Regions from separate parts of the Homo sapiens genome. Here region 1 is linked to region 2. The links are chromatin contacts, found by Hi-C in ENCODE. All regions are on one chromosome and are shown on one strand. Each heading gives the region's core, a stretch centred on a gene start or an enhancer-like site at or near the end of the contact. The rest is flanking DNA. Distances are from core to core; before and after follow the strand shown. Region 1 holds the start of OPRPN (opiorphin prepropeptide). Region 2 has its middle 28 kb from the start of SULT1E1.

The links. A loop is a pair of places that touch in the nucleus more often than their neighbours do. Pooled maps may share reads with other maps.
Region 1: a loop to region 2 is called in a map with no recorded cell type, with 2.9 times the contacts of the local background. The contact joins the promoter of OPRPN here to the enhancer-like site in region 2. A Hi-C loop is called at or near these places in 6 of 37 single-sample maps with no recorded cell type and 3 of 50 pooled maps.

Annotation. Positions count from the first base shown.
Region 1 is chr4:70,396,494-70,399,466 of GRCh38, forward strand. It overlaps OPRPN (opiorphin prepropeptide), which reads left to right and starts at 1,447. Exons shown (of 3, transcript NM_021225.5): 1 at 1,447-1,547; 2 at 2,778-2,843. The coding sequence starts at 2,793.
Region 2 is chr4:69,830,495-69,833,567 of GRCh38, forward strand. It overlaps a transcript of SULT1E1 not described here. Among named protein-coding and RNA genes, the nearest start is that of SULT1E1, 28 kb to the right of the region's middle. RefSeq lists enhancers at 525-614, 2,097-2,391 and a silencer at 1,353-1,532. Within about 2 kb of position 1,362, at least 11 of the 41 ENCODE cell types and tissues checked have a DNase peak (open chromatin) inside an H3K27ac peak, as active enhancers do.

The sequences.
Region 1 (2,973 bases), core at 197-2,696, 570 kb after region 2:
TTCAACAAATTATGGCTATTAGAAAATAAAGCATAACATCTTCTAGCATATGGTAATTTCCTCTCAAATGAATAGATTTTATTTCCTATGAGTAAATTTCTCAGTACCTGCCTTCATTTTATACATAAAATTGTGTAATTTACTACATCCTTTTGCCATAAATTGAAAATAGATTGTGTAATACCTCCCATCTTTGGTAGACAAGTGTACATTGAATTTATCCATCTGATTTAGATAATGGGATAACACCACATACTTACAGAATACAACATATATTGGAGAATTTATTATCCATTAAGCAGTCCAGATATTCATTATTAGCTTCAGAAAAATGTATTAAGTAATTTCTATATATTTAACATTTTAAGTAGCTCAAATGCATGTATACAGTATCTTTAAAATTACACATCTGGGAAATAAATATGAAATTGAAAATAAGAAACTAGAAGGATTCTATTTCCTAATTATCTCCCACCACTAGATATCTTCTGTTATTTCCAAAATTAAGACAAAGAATTTATTTCAACTGCCTCCTTTTTCCATTCTTTAAATTCCTTCTTCCCAAATAAGCTTCTTCTCAAATAAACCAACTCTTACTATACATATATATATGTCAGTTCTGATACATATGTATAGACACATTAAAACTCCAGTATCTATAGCCTTTAACAACAGTGGTTCCCAAACAAAGCTTCACTTTGCAATAACTTGGGGAGTTTTTTAATTCTTGTGTTCTTTTGCAGCAACGTGCATGCAGGTGGAAGCCATTATCCTAAGCAAACGAATTCAAGGAGAGAAAACCAAATACTGCAAGTTCTAATTTAGAAATGAGAGCTAAACATTGAGTATACGGGAACATACAGAAGGGAACAATAGACACCAGGGCCTACTTGATGGTGTAGAGCAGGAGGAGGGTGAGGATCAAAAAACTACCTGTTGAGTACTGTGCTCACTACCTGGGTGATGAAATAATTTATACAACTAGCCCCAGAAACACACAAATTGCTCATGTAACAAACCTACACAGGTACCCCTGAACCTAAAATAAAAGTTGGAAGGAAAAAACTAACATAAATAAAATTAATAAAATTTTTAAAACAAAATTAAATTACTTTGTCTGTCTTCTGCCCCATAACTTTTGATAAATTGTTCTGGGGTAAGGTCTGAGAAGTGGAATTTTTTAAAGCTTCCCAGATAGTTGTGATGTGCAGTCAAGTTTGAAAACCACTGTACTTGAGCATTCTGTGTGCTGCCCCAGGGCCTGCTAGGACAGTGATTGGATCACAGTTCTATAGATGAAGCTGCCAAACTGGCAACTGCAACTATTATTTCTTTGTTTCAGTAAAGAATATCAATACAGAACTTTACCCTCTCTCAACCTTTCTCTTAACTCCAATAAAAATCCAGACAGAGGTATTTAAGAAGAAAGGCTTTTCTATCAAAGTTCTTTCTCTTCTTGGACTTTTAAATTGTGGCTACCTAAATTGAGTATCTGGCAAGAGTAAGATTAAGCAGTAATTTGTTCCAAAGAAGAATCTTCTACCAAGGTAGGTATATAGAAATATAAATGTAAGAATTTTCACTTCGGAATTCTAGCTTTTGCTCATATTCTCAAGAATATCATCCTCATGGCTTTTAATGGAAATAGCCTCGTTACCCAAAAATCTCAGATGTGTTTTTAAAAAAAAAATCATTGTCTGTGGTAAAATTGCTTAAAATTCCTGAAAAAATGTCAAGAACATTCATATTGATTAGTTGCACAATTTACATCCAATTTCACAATCTATTGACTTTTTCCACTGCTGTATTTTATGGTCTCTAAAGTCAATCATGAGTAGAAGAGTCTTAAAAAGGTATATTAAGTTAGATTTGCATTTTTGTTGTTCTTGTTTGAGTTAGGTTTCTTATGTATTGTCAAACTGCTTTCTAATATGAAAACATATAAGAAAAAAGCTATTTTAAGGGGGTAGACACACGCACATACAACTATAGGATCTGTCAACCTGTCTTACATCACTTTCAAGGCTAATGCCAATGACAGATACCACATAAACCCCAAGACAATCTGTCAGCCTATGTGCTTGAATTTTGCCTTCCCAGAACCCAGGGTGCCATGTGCTTCTTATATATTGTTGAAAATTATAAACAAATTAGGATAAAAACATCTTTTTTCTAATTCACACACTGATAGACAATAATTGACTTTTGGAATAACTTGGAAAAAAATCATATCAAAGTAATAATACTTCAGTAGAGTGATGTTAAAGGAAAAATACACATTACATGGTTTCTTTTGCTTCAGACAGATCTAATAACAATAACACAATAATTGTATTAAGAAGTTATTTTTTACAATAGTCGTGTCACGTTGACAATATTTAGGTCACAAATCTATAGAAATCTGTAAGCTTTGACTAATTTTAAGTAAACATACTAAAAGTATACCCTAAGTAGTTATGTTCCAAAGTAGTCACCACTAAAGGCAACAAGGAATTTCCAAAAATACTTTAATTTTAAAATGTACTTTCAACAATTATCTGAAAATTATCTTTCATAAAATAAAGTACCACCATTAAAAAAAAAATCACAAACATGACAGTATTGCTGTGCATCTATGCTGCTTCCTCTCCCCAAAATATCAAACACATCTTTAAAGGTTATGTTGGTCTTTCTTCATCATTTTACATAACAAGTGTTAAAATGTTTTAAAAAATTTTTTCTGAAAAACACTGTTGATCGATTTGGCTAACTGTGGATAATCTTTGGCCTGTTTGTAGGAGCAACTTTAAAGAATGAAATTAACTTTCTTCTTGGGCCTGTTGGCTCTTATTTCATGTTTCACAGTAAGTTCCCTCAATTCTAAATTTACTTGTTATATTTATTGTTAATCATGATTTCAAAGAAAGTTTTGATACCAAGAATTTTGTCCTGTATATAAAAATACAGTGTCAGGCTGTTGATAATTATGGACTT
Region 2 (3,073 bases), core at 112-2,611:
TGGAGCACCTCTGAGATTTTTTCCTGCATTGGCTGCTTTTCTCCCACCATTTTTTAGCCCATGCAGGATTGCCTCTCAGTACTGCTGCAGATGCTGCAGCTGGGATGCGTCATTTGGGTCCCAATTGGGGTCTGTTTCAGGGAACTGGCCCTGCGCATATGCCTGGGCATTAACTGTGTCTGCAGGAGCATTTGCTTCTAGCCACTGGAGGGCTGCCTGTGTCAGTCTCTGGCACTCTTCCATATTAAACAGTGTCAGAAGAAGCTGTTTCCAATCTGGCCAGGTTGGATTGGTTGTCTGAATAATGGACTGCATCAAGTCTATAAAAGCCTGTGGCTTCTCTGTGTAGGAGGGAGCATGATGCTTCCAGTTCATGAGATCAGTGATTGAAAAGAGCTGGTAAACAAAAGCTCACTCTGCCCCCTGGATGTGGCCATGCTCTTGATAATAGACAGGTCCTCTCATTTCCTGAAGAGCAATTTGCATGACTTGGGCACGGCCAGACCTGAGACAGCCTACCTGACTTTCTAGGCTTTCCGCCCTAACTTTCTGTAGCTCTGATTCCTCCTTCTCAGGTGAGGCTGGGAGCATGTACCCACTCGGATTTAACTCCTTGTGGGCAGCTGGGGCAGTTGGCCTCACAGATGAACCAGCAGCAAAAGCAGTTGGTCTTGGTAAAGGGGGGTTGATTGGAACCTAAGGAGGATGAGGAAATTCTGTTTCCTCCTGAGGTGCCTGTAAAACTCGTTTATCTTGCCTTTCCTGTAGCTTTTTCTTTTTCTCTGCAGCTGCCAGCATGGCTGATTTTACTTTTGGGTTCGGCTGCTTGGGCCACTAGTGTCTTACAATATGCTGCCAAACAGGGTTGCAACCATGCTGGTCAGTTTTATATAATATTGAGGCATGAATTGATATAGGGGAATTGGTCTGGTTACCCTTGCTGTCCCCCGACCCTGGTCACCACCTTAAATGCCCGGCCTATTGTCTCCCTATCTATAATATCCTCGGCCAGCCAACTGACACCAATAGAGGGCTATTCTAATTCACAGAGAGTTCTCAACCTTTGGGGGGTCAGTTTAATTCCATAATCCCCTGAAAAAACTTTCTTAAAATTATTTAACGTACATTCCAATGGAGTGGGTTTCAACAACTGTCCCCACATTTCCTCCCTTTACGATGTGCACTCGCTCTTTCTTTTCTGACCGACCAGACCGTCTCCTATTACGGGAGTTTTCAGATGCTGCTTAGCTAGGAGAGTTCCTTATTCCCACCACGGATGCTGCAGCCAGGGGGCAGCTCCTATTAGCCAGATGTGGATTGTCACTAGCCCAGGTCGGTCCCACACCGCTCGGAGCACACAGTCCACACTAAGAGATCTGTGTCTCCCCACATTACTTCCTGCGTTAGTCCCTCCCAGAACCATCTCTCACGCAGTTTCACACACTTCCCCTCTCCCAGTTCCCTTTTCTAACTGACTTAGCAATCCTCTCTCACATACCATGTCAGTTGGGGTATAAGTTTCATCTGAATTGCAGAGCCACTCTCACCTCCAGCCTCTCTGGGTCAAATTAGTGGTTATACCTCGGGAGGTGATCAAGCTCCTCTTCTGTCCTTACGGGACAGGTCCTGCCTTGAGCCCCAAAACCTTACCACAGTTCAGTAGAGCTGCTTCTGGGATTGTCCTGTAACCCCTTCCAGGTTCTGTTGCACTGTTAGGGGAGGGGCGCCGGAGAAGCAGGAGAGCCGATCTCCCCTTCAGGTTGAGGTTCTCCCAGTGGCATGCTTGGGGTAACTGATCTCCCATGGCTGGGAGCCCCAGACCCACAGGCAAAGGAGACAGCCAATCTGTCATCTCTCCCTCCTGGCTGGCGCACCAGAAATGTTGCAGAAAAATCAGGAGGGCAAGAGAGACCTCGGAGTAAAGCAGGAGAATCTTTATTGAGTGCACTCAGACACAGCAGACTCAATGTCCAAAGACTGGGCCCCGAACAAAGACAAGGTCTTGCTCATATACCTACTCCTAAGTGGTGCGAAAACAAATGTACAGAAACAAGACAAAGGCACTTAATCAGGCTATGCCAGGCATATAACTCAGGTTTAGTATACCCCTTACTATGCAGCCCAGATGGTCATTATCTGGGTTAGTTCAAAGTTCAAAGGAGTTTCACAAATACTCATCTTGCGACCCCCCCACCATGGCGTCCAGCTGGCTGTAAGCTAGACCTGCTCAGGCACGTCTGGTGACCTTTGTTACACTGCTTAGATGAAAAAGCAGGAACCTACAATCATTAACTATAGGGAAAACAAGAACTCATAACACTTACAGAGCAAGGAGCAAGATATAGTTACATAGCAGACGGCATGGGATTCGAGGGGGAAGTTTACTTACACTAAAGGAGAGATAGGAGAACTTATCTCCTCACATCTCTATATTGAGGGAGTGCTGGGAAAGTCTTCAGGGCACATCCCTTTGAGCTCTGGCCCTTAGATAACGTTATCAAAACTTTGCCTGTTACTGCCTTTGAAATGAGTCTGCCTAACACAGGCAGCTTGTTTTATTTTTTTCTTTTAATTTTTATTTTGCTTTTCTTTCTTTAATATCCTGCCTCACTATATGTGCCTAAGTACAAATTATGGTTCTGCAATTTATATGGAACCCTAGGCATGATACTTGGTTTCCTCATCTAAAACATATTATGATGTTTTAGATGAGGGATATGATACCAGTCAACATTGTTGATATGAGGATTAAAATGTAATAATATGTAAAATACCTAGTTTCATGTGGCTGCATGGTGTACACTCAACATCTTAGCATGAAAATTGTTTTCAGGCATAGAAAGCATCTCTAGTATTACAATAGAGTGGCCAGAATAGGCATGCTTTTGGAATACAATGTAATTTCCTAATAACAGACTTCTTACTTGTACAGCTAACTTAGGTAGAATTTCCACGCATGACTGAAATTGCTAAGGAACTTACTGTCTGGTTCCTTCATAAACAATTGAAGGCAAGTATCAATCTGAAATTCTGAGTAGTTTCTTATGCAATTTATACCATGCCAAGAGGTAAG